Regions from separate parts of the Mus musculus genome. Here regions 1 and 2 are each linked to region 3. The links are chromatin loops, found by intact Hi-C in ENCODE. Cell type or tissue: left cerebral cortex. All regions are shown on one strand.

Evidence for each region. Hi-C counts contacts between places; a loop is a spot of excess contacts. Peaks named below come from ENCODE experiments on the same cell type or tissue, not always from the same donor. Only the 100,000 strongest peaks of a DNase experiment are listed, where the experiment ranks them.
Region 1: a loop joins it to region 3, with 3 times the contacts of the local background. A loop is called at or near these places in 10 of 42 quality-filtered maps.
Region 2: a loop joins it to region 3, with 2.7 times the contacts of the local background. A loop is called at or near these places in 8 of 42 quality-filtered maps.

What each region holds. Positions count from the first base shown.
Region 1 is chr6:56,797,745-56,802,744 of GRCm38, reverse strand. Kbtbd2 (kelch repeat and BTB (POZ) domain containing 2) reads left to right here and starts at 4,932. Exons shown (of 4, transcript NM_001362210.1): 1 at 4,932-5,000. It overlaps Gm10209, which reads right to left. Exons shown (of 2, transcript XM_030255710.1): 2 at 4,319-5,000. The coding sequence ends at 4,701. In left cerebral cortex, a CTCF peak has its summit at 2,340; DNase peaks (open chromatin) are centred at 4,575 and 4,974; H3K4me3 peaks cover 949 bases; H3K27ac peaks cover 1,058 bases.
Region 2 is chr6:56,922,068-56,927,067 of GRCm38, reverse strand. Nt5c3 (5'-nucleotidase, cytosolic III) reads left to right here and starts at 3,136. Exons shown (of 9, transcript NM_026004.3): 1 at 3,136-3,396. The coding sequence starts at 3,259. It also overlaps a transcript of Vmn1r4 not described here. In left cerebral cortex, no CTCF peak of the experiment used is centred here; a DNase peak (open chromatin) is centred at 2,983; H3K4me3 peaks cover 1,942 bases; H3K27ac peaks cover 1,753 bases.
Region 3 is chr6:57,700,023-57,705,022 of GRCm38, reverse strand. It overlaps Lancl2 (LanC (bacterial lantibiotic synthetase component C)-like 2), which reads right to left and starts at 2,568. Exons shown (of 9, transcript NM_133737.2): 1 at 1,760-2,568. The coding sequence starts at 1,963. In left cerebral cortex, a CTCF peak has its summit at 2,586; DNase peaks (open chromatin) are centred at 1,937, 3,156, 3,820, 4,086 and 2 more places; H3K4me3 peaks cover 2,646 bases; H3K27ac peaks cover 3,333 bases.

The DNA.
Region 1 (5,000 bases), 900 kb after region 3:
AATATGAAGAGGAGGAGATAGGGAGAAATGGGAGTAAAATAGGAGCAGCCAAGAAGGCAACAGTGGCAGGTTTGTGGCAGTGTTCAAGAAGCAAGCTGCCACAGAATGGGGAACATAGGCTGCAGAGGCTGTGAAGGGCTAAAGACAAGAACTTTTCATTCTTTAAATGCCAAGAGTCCCTACAACCCAGGGAGAGAGCTGTAATACAAGAACCAGAGGGTCCCAACACCTAAGGCTTATCTAGATGCTGTAACATCAGCATGCATATCTGGTTTTGCCAGCCATTGCTGGAAGCCTAAGATCACTGCTTAATGTTGAGGAAGCTGGCAATTAAAGCTCAGAGAAATAAGCCTTCCACTTGCATTCCTAGATCCCTAAGTCTCTAGCTCATCATCCAGAGTAGAAGGATGCTGGAGTGGTGAAGTGGGAGTGGGTGGGTAGAAGGATGGGGGAGCACCCTCATAGAGGCAAAGGGGAAGGGGGAGAGGGCAGATATAGAAAGGGGTAACTGTGAAGGGGGATATTATTTGAGATGTAAATGAATGGAATGATTAATAAAAAAATTAAATTAAATTTTTTAAAAAGTCATTTACCACATGCTACGCACTATTAGCATTACATTAATAATATAATTGTTTTTTATGTTGTTATACAGTGTTCTTATATAATCATAAGGTATAGATTTTAAACCATTTCATGATCTAAATCTATCTTGTCTTGAAATGTTGTCATTCTCATAATAAACAAAGACCTTATCCACTCAATAAATATTTACTAGCATCTAGACCAGTGGTTAACCTTCCTAATGCTGTGACCCTTTAATACAGTTCCTCATGTTGTGATGACCGCCAGCCATAAAATTATTTTCATTACTACTGCATAACTGTAACTTTTCTATTCTTATGAATTGCAATGCAAAAAAAAAAAAAAAAATCTGTTTTCTGGTGGTTTTAGGTGAAAGGGTCATTTAACACCCCACCAAAGACAGCAACAACCCACCTGTTAAGAGCCCACTGCTCTAGACAGTACTATACAAAACTGGAAAGTCAAACCCAAAATGGTGGTTTCTGCTGTAATAGAATTTACATTGCAAAATCATGTTAGAGACAACAAAAGGGTAACAAGTGCAAATGAAAACAAGCAAGATCAAAGCTGCCAGACTCACTCCAGTATCTGTGAACTGGATTGATGGCACAAGTCTGAAACTCCAGCACTTGGGAGCCTAAGCCAACTGGATTCAAAGTTTAAGGCCAGCCTAAGTGCTCCACAGTACTCAGAGCAAGCCCCTGTGGCTGAAGCAAAGCCATATGTGTGCCTTGATTCCTGCTATATAGGTTCTATGTTGCCCAGCCAAACTTCAAGCTTCTAGGCTCAAACTATATTCCTGCTACCCTCCAGAGGAGACAGGAGAGAAGCAAGCCCCAATCTACTTGAACGCCCCCCCATCCCCCTTTGAGAATAGTACACTGTAGCCCAGGGTTGCTTAGAACTCAATAGAACCTTGAATTTGGGACAGTTTTCTTGCTGCAGCCTCCCAAAGACTGTGATTACAGGTATGAGCCAACATACACATACTATAACCGACTTATTCCTCTGCACCTTCAGAGCACCCTGTGCATATTGCTTCTATAGAACTTGACTCACAGTATTTGGATCTTTCCCCCCGACACATCCATTCCCCTATGAGACTTTTTTTTCTGGTTTCCAGGGTATAAAATATTTTTTGAATGCATGATGTTCACTTTTGAGAACTTGAAAAAATGTAAATGTAATTTTATATGTATAGATGTGCTACATCCACTCCAGTGAAGCCTAGAGGCCTGGAAGCACTCATGAGGCAAAGAGTTTCAAGGAAACTATGCCTCCTGGAACCTTGGCATTCCCATAACCCATATACTCATACGTTATCCCCACGTTAGTATGGTGTATGCTCTCTTTCAGTATTATTTTATTATAAGTGCCTTTAAAGATTGAATTTTAACATAGGTGAGCCTCCATCAGTGTTCCAGAAAATCCTTGAAGCCCACCAGTTTGGAATTCAGTAGGAATTCAGTGAGAAGGTTACCTATTCAGTAACATTCAAATTTACTTCTAGCAGAGACGGGAAAACTAATTATGCATTGCAAAGAACGGAGCTAGAATAGCTCAGGGCTAGTCTGCAGAGTGATTACTTGGGACAGTAGCCAGTCTCACCCAAACAAGGAAATACACAATGGCCTAGTGAATAGGTAGGTTTACCATGAAGAGTGAGGGAATCCCCCAAGACAGGTTTCTTCATGTGGCTCAAAGAAACAGCATAAATCAGGCATTTACTAAGAACCCCTAGTGGTAGGCTTAACAATAGACTAGCATTACACCTGGCTCCCTTCTTAGTGGTAAACACGGCCTGGTCCGTGCCATCTTTTGATGTATACATTCCTTTTGTATTGTGTCACTGTAACTTAGTGGATGTGTTCGCCTGGTTTCTTGTTACTCTTCTGTATAAAAAGTTTGATGCTCGATTTGACAAATTACACTCAGAGTCTTCACACTCTCTTGTGTCGCTTCTGTTTGTCACTCACAGACTCTATGCCCATCTGTCCGAGACTCTGATTTGCACGGATTAAGGAGGGCCCACTGAGCCCGGTCTGTGGCATAGATGTTTTGCTTGCATGCATATCTGTGTACCACGTGAAGAATATTTAAATACAGTATAATTTGGGAGAGAAGTTTTTTTGGTATAATACAATCCTGGTGTCATCTCAGATCAAGATAGAATAGAGGTCAACAGGCTACCTCCCCTAATGATGGGTCTATTAATTAGGAGCTAAAGATAAAAGGTTTAGGGGTGAAGAGTCTGGAATAATTATTCTGAGGGATTTAGGTGAATTCTACCTCTACAGAGAGCAAAAGGTTACCACATGTTAACAACACCCACTCTCAGGTTTTTGGATAGGATGCAAGTATTTTACTTCCTCCATTGTGGAAATACCCTGTATGTTTAACATTCCTGGTTTCCCTGGTGCTTATTTGAAATATAAGGACTTTTGTGGCCCCCAACAATGTGGATGCTGTGAATTGAACCCAGGTCCTCTGGAATTTAGTGGTCTTAACTTTAGAATCATGTCTCTAGCCCCACATTTTGGAGATTTTTTTTATTACAGATTCATAAAAAGTATAAAAAATATGAGCCCATGATGGCTCAGCAGGCAAAGAAGCCTGCTCTCCAAGCCTGGCAACCTTGAGTGCCATCTCTGGAAGCCACACAAGGGTGGAAGGAAATCTGCAAAGTGGTCCTCTGACTGCCACACAAGTGTGGTGGCATGAACACTGACCTCTCAAGAATCACATAGACACACACACTCACATACACGCACACACACATACTCACACACACACACACACACACACACACACACACACACACACATAGCATAAAAAGTAACAAAAGTAGAATGTTCTTTGAAAACCCCTCTAGTGACTTCCCATCTTAGATAACTATAGTATATTATCAAAACTATGAAGCTGGTATTAGCAAAAGCAATTAAATAGACTAAAAACCTTATTTGGACTACATCATCTTTTATATAAACGCTACTTTCTTTTTTCTTTTTTTTTCTTTTGTTTTGGTTTTTTTTTTTTTTTTTTTGGCAGGGACTCACTTACTGGCTGGCTTATAACAAGTAACTTGCTATTTAGACCAGGCTGTCCTTGAATTTATAGAAATCTGCCTACCTAACTCTGGCATACTGAGATTACAGGCCTATGCCACTATGCCCAGATTAAACTTTGTAAACTTTATCGTTATTGGGTCGTGACCTAGGAATTCCATATTCACGCAGTCAAGATGAAGAGCAGTCCCATTAACTACAAAGAAGTTCCTTGTGCTATGTGCTAGGTGTTCACAACGACGTCGGTCAACTAGATTTTCTTTGTATTATTTCAGGGAAGCAAAATTAGAGTGGATAGATACATTGTATACCAGCACGGTTAACTATATTTTCTTTGTATTATTACAAGACAGCAAAATGGAGTGGATAGATACATTGTATTTGAGAGCAGACAAGATTTTCTTTGTATCCTTACAGGGAAGCAAGATAGATGCATTGCATTGTAATGCTCTGTAATGCATTCTGAGGGCCTGTTAACCCCCTCTACCAAACCAGCACTTTTAAATAGTCTGGTGTCGTTCATGTGCTCCTGTTAAAATTTGAACTCACTATTTAGCGAAGGACAGCCGGGAATTCCTGATATCCTTTCTCTAGCCTCCTGCCATCTGGGATTAGAGGTGTCTGTCTCTTTGCCTAATGCTTTATATGTGGCCATTCTTATTTTCAAAACTGGACTTGTTCTAACAGTTGAAGTTAGGAAGTAGGCAATTCTGAACGTTTTTTGTTTCGTTTTCGTTACATGTATCTTTAGGCAAATCTATAACATTTTTGCTTGCCAACAAGTCTCGCAGACCACAGGCACTTGCTACTTCAAGGCTTTGCTTTGAAATCTGGGGCATGGAGGGTGTCTGCTGCATTGCAGTAAAAACTGGCTGGAGGCATCATTTGTGGAGACCGTCCTCTGCACCCATTCGCTTCCAAACTGCGGGTTATCTCGATGGTGCCAATACTTCCAAGGCCTTAGCAAGCGGAACTTCTGAAAGCGATGGAGGCTGGAACTAAGGAAAGCAGCCCATATAGCAAACGGTCCAATGTCCTCCTCCCCTAACTTCAGCTTCCCGGGGTGCAGTGCTGGCCCCCACTCTGGCCCAGCCTGCAAATGTCTGTATCTCGGGTGGACACCTCAAACACGAACAACTGCGGCTGCACAGAAGTCCAAGTGCCGCTGAATAGAACTTTGGGAACTGATTTTTCTAGGCCATCCCTGAGGATGGGTGGCCGGCGCGACCCCGCTCTGCTACGCGCACGCGCCTTAGCAGCCCGGGAAGCCCGGACCCAGACGCCAGCGTCACCTCGCGCCGCCTCCGCCCTTCCTGCTTTCCGTTTCCTTCCCGCGCCTGCGCGGCTCCG
Region 2 (5,000 bases), 780 kb after region 3:
TCATGTACCTTAAAATCCTTGAAAATCAAGTGCAAGCAAAAACCCTAAAAGTGGTAGAGAGCAAAAAGAATAACAAAGATTAGGGCAGAAATTAATGATACATAGACAAATGTATTCTTTTGCACTATAAACAAATTTAACAACCCCTATTCATACTAACCAAATAAAAGAGAAAAGACCCAGATCAATACAATTAGAGATGAAAACAGGAGGTTACTACGGAGCTCAGAAATCAATCTAGAGGTTTCTCAGAAAATTGGAAACAGATATAGCAATCCTGGGCATATACCTAAAAGATGCCCCACCATGCCACAAGAGCATGTGTTCCGCTGTTTATAGCAGCCTTATTTCTGATAGCCAGAAGCTGGAAACAACCCAGATGTCCCACAACAGGAGAATGGATACAGAAAATGTGGTTCATTTACACAATGGAATACTATTAAGCTATTAAGAACATCCTGAGTTTTGCAGGCAAATGAATAGAACTAGAAAATATCATCCTGAGTAAGGTAACTCAGACCCAAAAGCACATGCATGGTATGTAGTCACTAATAAGTGGATATTAGCCCAAAAAGTACTACATACCAAGGATACAATCCACAGAACTCAAAAAGGTTAACAAGCTGAAGGGCCCAAGTGAGGATGCTTCAAACCCACTTGGGAGGAAAAAGAAAGCAATCATGGGAAGGAACTGGGTGGGAGAGGCGAGGAGGGGAAAAAGAATATGATCAGTACTGGAGGGAACAGAAATGAAGCCCTGAGGGTCAACAGAATGAAAGGAAACAGTCAACCTTGGGAGGTAGGAGGTGGGAGGACCCTTTGGAATGTACCAGAGACCTGGGAGATGATAGTCTCTCAGAACTCAAAGAGAGGGACCTTAGATGAAATACCCAACAATGAGGAAATGGAGAGATGAAGGGATGTTGTTGCCATCCCACAGTCAAAAGCTCTGACCCAGAATTATTACTATCTAAAAGAACTACAGAGATAAAGGTAGAAAGGAGGTCCAGTGACTGGCCCAAATTGGGATCCATCTCAAGGGGAGGCTCCAAGACCTGACACTATAACTGATGCTATGGTGTGCATAGCTGTCCTCTGAGAAGCCCAACCAGCAGCTGACCAAGACAGATGCAGATACTTACACCCAAACATTGCACTGAAGTCTGAAACTCCTGTGGTTGAATTAGAGAAAGGCTAGAAGAAGCTGAAGAGGAGGGCAACCCCATAGGAAAGCTATAGATATAGATATATAGGTACATTTTTAGAGTGCTTTGCAAGGGCCCCAGGGATAGGACAGAGAACATATGACACAGAGAAAAACAATCCTTAGCTTTAATTATGATGACAATCAAGCCATATCACCTCAAAGTATGATTAAAGGAGATCAGACTATGCCATAGGGAAACAGGCTACTTTGGTACAACAATTATTTTGATCTGAAAGATGCTGAGAACTATTCAAAGCAGGGAAAGCTCTTTGAAGAATTTCCCTTAAATTCGATAGTCGTTTGTGTGAGAATGCCCCCCCTAGGCTCATACATTTGAGCATATGATCTCCAGTTGGTGGTGCTGTTTCAGGAGCTTTAGAGGTGCAGCCTTCTTCGAGGAAGCATGTCTCTGGAGCTTTGCTTTAAGGGTTTGAAGACTGTCCCACTTCGTTTGCTCTCTGTACTTTGTGCTTATAGTTGAGATGAAAGATGTACCTCTGTTACCATGCCAGCAGCCTGCTGCCACCTGCTGCCATGCTGACCCCACCATTATGGATTCTTGTAAATTCTTTCTTTCTTCTATAAGGGGTCTTGGTCATGGTGTTTTATCACAGCCACAGAAAATTAATACAAATTCCTTATAATTTTAAACATCTCTAGTGTAGAAGAAATACACATTTAAACAGAGAGAGAGAGACAGAAACAGAGAGAGACAGAGACAGAGATTGTTGAGATTGTCATTAGTAAATGTATCAGGTCAAGAGCTTCTCCAAACAGAATTGTTGAACTTGAGGGTTGGTAATAGGCACCCTATCGCTGAGCTCACACCTTTATCCCCTGGAAAGATTTTCATCTGCACAAGGCAACCTTTAGTCACCATACATTTCCCCTCCTGCAGACTCCAACTTGCTCAAGAATGTCAAATATAATACATATTCCTTTCAGTAATTTAGGTGGTATATTTCAGCCTCAATTTTTGGCCATTTCGTTAAGGCTTTGACCCATGGCCCTGGTTAATCAGCCACTGTACTCCGAGCAATCCTCCTGCCTGAGGATCCTACATGCAGGAATCAGAAGCATGCTCCATCATGACCAGCTTGAGTCTCATATTTCTGTGGAACTTCTGTTTGCACAATGAATTGTTCTACTCAAGATAATGTCTATGTCAATTTGCTTTAGACCAGCTAATAAAAACCTAAAACAGAAAAATAATTCTTTCTCTCCCACGGCTTTTCATTCTTAACTTCCTTCGGTTGCATATATCAGGCAGAGAGAGACAGTCTCGCCAAGCAGCAGCCCAAACCTCACAGAATCGGGGGCGACTCTCCTGAGATTCTCTCTTGCACCTCATCACACCCCACCCACTCAGCGAGAAGCAGAGTAAACTACATGAATCCCTTGAAATATACTAAGCAAGAGAGAACAACGTTAAGTTTCTCTGCACACGCTCCTAAGGAAAGTAAGCTAAAGTTGTAGGTAGACTGTGACTGAAAAGCCCAACAGCTGACAGATCTCCCAAAAACGACTATATCTAGGCCTTCCAACCCAGGATGCTACTGCGCAGGTCAGACGCAGCGCCGCTGAGCCTGCTGGGTGTCGTAGTCCATGAAGGCTAGGACGAGGCACAGTTTCTGAGTGGGTGGCGGGTGAATTTTCTCACACTGGGGCAAGACTTTGTTTTCTCGATGTTTCTGGTGCGATCTTACTGTGGACTATAGGCACAGCATAGCATCCGGGTCACCAGGATTCTGGGTTACAGATGCACTACTTGCATTTAGTAGCTAATTACAGTTGTTTCCTTCCGGGTCCTTGCGGCGTTTCCTGAAGTCAGGGTCAGAGGAAGTCCCGCCCCCACTATAAGGGCGGGATTCCGGACGCGGACCTCTTAGTCTCCGCCCCGTCGTCCCCGCCCCTCACCTCTTCTGGGCGGGGCCTCCTCGGTTTCCCCCGCGCGGGGCGGGGCTCCGGGGAAGTGTGCGGCTTGCGGCCGCGCCCCTGGGCTCGTACCCGCGGATCCCGGGCTTCCGCGCCGAGAGCACGCGGGCCTGTCAATGGACCGCGCGGCCGTGGCGCGAGTGGGCGCGGTGGCGAGCGCCAGTGTGTGCGCGGTGGTAGCAGGCGTGGTGCTGGCCCAGTACATATTCACCTTGAAGAGAAAAACGGGCCGCAAGACCAAGATCATCGAAATGGTGAGTGCGGGAGCATCGGCTCGCGCGCGAGCAGCCCAAGTGGCGTGGGCCGGCCGCGGCCCTGCGAGGGCAGCCTGCACGCGTGCTGATGCTTGACAGCGTTTGTTTCAAAGAGTGGAGAGAATAGATGCTCGGAGATAACTACCTCTTGCTGCAAAACCCGTTTCTCCAGAGCTAATCTCCAGTTGGCAACCGCCTCCAAGACGTGCAGCTAATCCGATAGTCTCTTGTCCAGGAGTCGGTTGGTTGGTTGGTTGGTTGGTTGGTTTGTTTGTTTGTTTTACATCATCGGGGCTGCCTTGGCTTACGTTATGAAAAGAGCATTTTCAGTGTTTTTTTAGAAATGCCAATATTGAAACAGCTCGATTATTTGAATGTTCTTCCTTGTTTTATGTTCCAAGAAGTATTCATGTGTCAGTCCCCCAAAACTCTTTCCTAAATCCTAGAAATGTACTTTTAAGAGTTAATTGCAGTCTCGTTTAAATTGTTTGTCTCAAGAATTCCATTTGAGGTTTGTTTTAAGGCGATTTGTTGATCCCAGAATGTCTGTTTCATTTAGGGTTGTTTTGATGTTACTGTTGTTCCATCTGACTTGAGCATGCATGGTGAGTGTGACTTACTTACTGGAGTACAAGTGAGCATCCAGAACTAAAATATAAAGTTGAGAAACTATTTCTATTGAAACTAATATTTTAAGTGAATTCCTTTATTCCTGGGTTATTTTCTTTATATACCTCTGGTTGCAAACATTTTGTGTGAGAAGTTTTGCCTCCCTCCCTGTCTAGCGAATTTACATGGCTTTATTTTGTTCCATACTCAAATTTTATAATTTTCCATCAGTGGGAAAAAGCTGATTTCGCTGTCTTTCTCTATGTACTTAAACAGTGGGCTGATTTTTCCACGAAATCTTAAGGAAGAGTTTTACTTTCATTGTATAAAGTACTAAGGGACCAATAATGCCAAATATTTTTTGTTTGTACTGTACAAGTCAGTCTTTATATGCATTGTTTTAAACTATGCGTCAGACCCCCTAATAGTTTTTCAGTAGAAGATGTAAAAGAGTTTAATATTTTTACTTTTATAGTTTTAGCTGATTGTTCCTTTAGATGGGAGAAATATTTGGATGACCTGAAATATATATTCCGGCCCTTGTTCTCTCTCTTTATAAGTCATGTTTGGGGAGTCCTCTGTACCTGTCTCCACCCTCTTCCTTCATAGAATGTGTACAAACCCAAGGATACCCACTGAACATTGCTGTTCTGATCACAGATGGTATATAACTACCTAACCAAGGTAGGCTAGGAAAAAATGACACCAGTTGCGTTCTGGGTGATGGTGTTTCTCTTGCCTCAGCCATCTCAGTGCAAGATTACATTCCTGAGTTACCCTGGCCATCAGGACATTTTTAATTGAAAGGCATTAGGGATTTGCTAGTGAGCTATGCATGCCATAGTGGAAATGTCCAGTAATGTGGCAAACTAGATTCCCAGAGAAAACCAATCAAAAGGTACACTAGAAGTATTCAGAGAGATAAGACAAGCCATTTAGTGAAGTTGGCTGGCACTTTACAATTTAATTATCCTGGTGTGTACTCCCTGAATCTG
Region 3 (5,000 bases):
AAATAGTATACATTTTCAAAAGTGTTCAACATCCTCAGCGATGAGTGCCATGCAGATGAAAATTGCCTTAAAATTCCATTGTGCCTCAGTCATCATCAAGAATACAAATAAGAAATGCTAGCACGGAAAGGACCCTAATATAGCTGACTCGTGTGAGGCTTTGCCAGTGCCTGGCAAACACAGAAGTGGATGCTCACAGTCATCTATAGGATGGAACACAGGGCCCCCAATGTAGGAGCTAGAGAAAGTACCCAAGAGCTGAAGGGGTCTGCAACCCTGTAGGTGGAACAACAATATGAACTAATCAGTACCCCCAGAGCTCCTGTCTCTAGCTGTATATGTAGCAGAAGATGGCCTAGTCGGCCATCATTGGGAAGAGAGGCCCCTTCTTCTAGCAAACTTTATATGCCCCAGTACAGGGGAATGCCAGGGCCAAGAAGTGGGAGTGAGTGGGTAGGGGAGCAGGGTGGAGGGAGGGTATAGGGGACTTTTGGGATAGCATTTGAAATGTAAATGAAGAAAATATCTAATAAAAATATTAAAAAAAAAAAAGAAATGCTAGGACAGGTGTGGGGAAAGTGGAATTCTTTTAGACTATTGGTGAGAGTGTAATCTGGTGCGGCCGATTTGGAAATCAATCTAAAGGGTTCTCAAAAGTTAGAAACAAAAACACCTTATGCGCTGAGCATGATGGAGTATAACTTTAATCCCAGCACTTGGGAGCCAACGGCAAGTAGGTATCTGTAAGTTCTAGGCCAGCTAGGAGATAGACACATAGTGAGGCTCTTGTTTCAAACATAAATAATACTTTAAGACCCAGCTATAGCACTCTTGGGCACATACCCAAAGGATCCTTATCACTGCAACTGGCACCTGAGGGTTTGGCCATAAACAAGCCATTTGAACTACACCCTCTAAGATTTAGGAACATTGAGGAAGAATGGTCAGGAAAAAGAAAAAAAATCAAGAGCCAAAAGATAGGGGAAATGAATGGAAAAATCCTAGACGATACAGCCAATGTGACCATGAGCTCAGAATTGCTATAAATATAATTATTTTTGCAGGATGTGCACAGGACAGGCCCTCCCAACAGTCAGTCACAGATGGGGAGGGGCTCACGGGACTCTAATCCTTAATGCCAAACTCTCAGCAACAGACTGACTCTGGAAGAGGGGTAGCCATTGTCTTCAGTTGTGTATGTACCCCACTGAACCCACCAGGTTCCAAGGGACAGTTCACAGAGACAGTCCTGGTCAAGCCCAAGGGGGATAAAACAAACAAAGACATAAATGGATGGGGGGGGGGGGAAGCAATTCATAGGAGAGGTAACTGTACAGACGAGGGAAGGAGATGAAAGACAGTGGGGTGGAAGCAACCAGAACGCATTAAATACATGTATGAAAAATGAAATTGTTAAAGAAGAAAACAAATCGGAAAAAAATTAAGAGGGCGTGACTTTAGCGTTTCTCCAAGCAAGGGTGTGCCCACAGGCAGGTGTGACAAAACTCTACCTAACTAACATCAAATTCACATTTTACTGCCAGGAACCATCACAGTGCTCCATCAGACTGTTTCAGTGTCTCATCATGGGGAAAGCACAGCTCCGCAGCCTTTCCCCGGCTGCTTGGGCAGGACCTACACCGGGCGGGACGTACGCCGATGACGTCAGCGCACCCAGGGCGTGACCGCCGGACGCTACCATTGGCGGAGGTGGCCTCACCCTCCCAACCGCTGGTCCCGGCCCTGGCAACCAACTCACCTTCCCGTTAGGGTGGAAAGGGAGGCCCGGGTCTTCCGTGGTGGGGAGAGGGCAGACACGGCCGGTTTCCTCCGCACTTCCAGCGGCGAGCCCTGCGGCGGAGGCGGCGGCTTCATAGTCTGGGAAGGGATTGGGGAACGACCGCTCCTCCATCTCCGCCTCTCCTAGGTGGAACTTGAGTCTCTTTGACATGGTCTCGCCCATGTCCGCGCGCTTTCCCTGCCTGAGAGCTCAGGGCACGGCGCGCAGGCAGGGACAAACCTCCTGGAAGGCGTTTGGGCCGGGGCTCCGCGGCGAAGCCTTCCTGGAGAACAGTGGCTTGCACATCTGGATGCAGCTAGCGCGAAAAAGCCGAACCTCCAGCCTTCGCCAGTCACGCCCTCCCAGCAGCAGCTCTCAGCCTGACGGCCCAGCCCGCCGAGCCGCACAGTCTCCCAGTTACCCTCGCCTCTCCCGTGGCCGTGTCCTTCCGAGAGATTCTAGAGAAAACGCACGCCTAGAAAGCTCACGTTCCAGTAGGGAAAGCCTGTAAAGATGGGTTCATTCAAAGTGTGAGCGATTTGCAGACCAGGGAAAAGCGCACCTTCAGATGCTCCATCACCAAACGGACTGCATTTCACCAGCCCAGCCTTGCCGCCCGTCAGTGTCCTCGGCCCCTGGTCGTGCGCCAATCACAGGAACAGTAGCTACTTTGATTAAAAATACCTCTTCTAAAGAAAAGAAATTCAAAACGGCCTAAAACAGTGAAAAGATAGCCTCCCGAAGGGGGTGGGGGGGGATACAGTCCCTCCCATTCATCACCACTGGGAGGGGGGTTGCTTGGAGGAGGAGCCACAGGCCTTTGTTTTGTTTTCTTAATGTTTTGTTTTCATTCTTATTGTTTTGAGTAAGTACACATATTTAATAATGATAAATAATATAGAAGAATAATTATTAAATCAGCTAAATATTTTATAGACCAGAGAACCCCATGGTCACGAGATTAACATAATTGGCCAGCAGAATAACATGGATGGCAAAGAGGATACAAGCAAATAGATCTTTGCATTTCTATTATCACAATATATAAAGTCACAGCCTTCATTGGTTCTATGGGGTTTTTTTGCACTGTTTACTAGAACCAAATCTGTGTAATGATTTAAAAGGAAATATTGTATTGCAGTCCTTTCATTTAGTAAATATTGGTACTTGGTGACAAAATGTTTCTGCCCTCTGGACATATCTGGTTAGTAGGCAAGAAAATCAGGAATCAGAGAAGAGCCTGGTGTATGTGATTTCCGGAGCCCAAGCAAGGTACATTGTTATTCTAATGCCAAAGGTGACATAATGGAACAATATCAAACAGCCAGGATTTCAGGCATTCCTGCCTTTGGCCTCAGAGTGGAGTAAAGTGGAAAAGGGTTAGGTTTTTATCCTGTCCCTCGCTTATCATATGCGCAACCACAAACCTCCAGTGCATGATCTTGAAAGTGTAGATCAGAGTTACAAGAGTCAGACTCTATCTCCTGGAAGCCCTAACTAGCTAAGCTCTGCCACCAGCCTTAATATCCAATTAAGAGACAACGGTGAAAAGCAGAGAAAGATTTGTTGAACGCACCTACATTGGGAAGAGGGACAAAGAACCAGAGAAAAACACAAGCAGGCAGTCTCAAGGACACTCTCTCTCTCTCTCTCTCTCTCTCTCTCGCTCACTCTCTCTCTCTCTCTCACACACACACACACACACACACACACACACACACACACACACGGCCTACCGAGCTTGTTGGTAGATCCTGACCTTTTCGCTGAGGATTAAACGGTAGACCAGAGATTTATATGCCTGGCTAAGCAGCCCAGGTCCAGATATTGTCTGGCTCAGCATTGGCCCATCACTGTCTATGCTTCTATACCTTCTACAAGGTGGTCTGACAAGTCCTCCCACTGTGAAAACTTTAGGAGACAGTTCTTCCTCTGGCTAGCCTAAGTTTCAGCCTCTATTATGTTACTCACAGAGAAAGTCCTCAGATTGCACGTAGATTTATGCTATTACTATAGCTGGGGTATGGGAGCCCAGCCCAGGAATGAACAGGTTCCAAAGAAGATGTAAGGCTTGGGCAAGGGGAAGGTTGAGTCAGACAGCAAGTTGGGGGTCGTTTGCAACTCTGACTAGCAATCAGAAATGTATTTATATAAAGGTTTCAAAAACATTCCTGATTTCTCAGATGTGGATCATAACCATTTTGTCTTGGCCATACGTTTCTACTATGTCCAGGTTTCTAGGTTAAGCCCAGGTAGAATAGATGTAATCATTAACCCCATATCCCTATTCCTAAAATTCTGCAAATCATTTTAGCTTAAGCAAGCATGATATAGCAACCCATTCTTAGGCTGGCAGCATTTTGCAGTTTCAAGATGCTTAGATAGAAAATAGATAGAATCTGAGTCAGTCCAGATGAATCACTCTGCTTTAAGCACTATACTTTTAACTTTAATGGTCAATCATATTACTTGCAAATTAGCCTGAGTCTGAGAAGTCAGACTTAGGAACTGTTGTAGCTGTAATTTAACTTTGTGATATTTGTATCTATAATCCTACAAGAATTTGTTTAATAAAACAATTCTTTTGTTTCTAAATTAATTACAACATTACAACAATCAGGTATAAGCCAATCTTTAAAGGAATGATAAATCCTAATGCCTTACTCTTCTTACATTCTTGTATATCATTCTTATACTGTGTATATATGCTGTTATATTATCCTAGTCATCCTAGCTTTTTGTTACTGAGCTCTTATTAGGGGCTTAATATGTATGGCCCTTTACCTTGTATATTATATTTCTAGGAAATCTAAATATTCTGTATAAGTTCTGTGCTCTGATCTGCTGTCATGTCTCCTGTCCTGCTGAACCAAGTCAGCCTCCTCTGAGTTCATACTATTCTAATTATTTTGTTTCTGAGTTTGCTTTAGGGGCAGATAGCAATCTTCAAGGCATAGAGAAGACTCCCAAGTAGCATCAACTAAGGTTACTTCCCAGAAAGCAAGGGGTAGTACATTCAGGAATATTTCAGAGGTCTACAGAAACAATTTGTTCTCAAAATATTTTAAAAGAGCATGCATTTGCACCAATATTTAAAGGACTCAATTAACTTTGTGGTTGCTGTTTAGATGTAAATACTCCTAATTGTCACTATTTAGTCTATCATTGTCTGGGTATCTGCTATCTAATGACTATGGCACACCCCAAAGCTTACAATTTT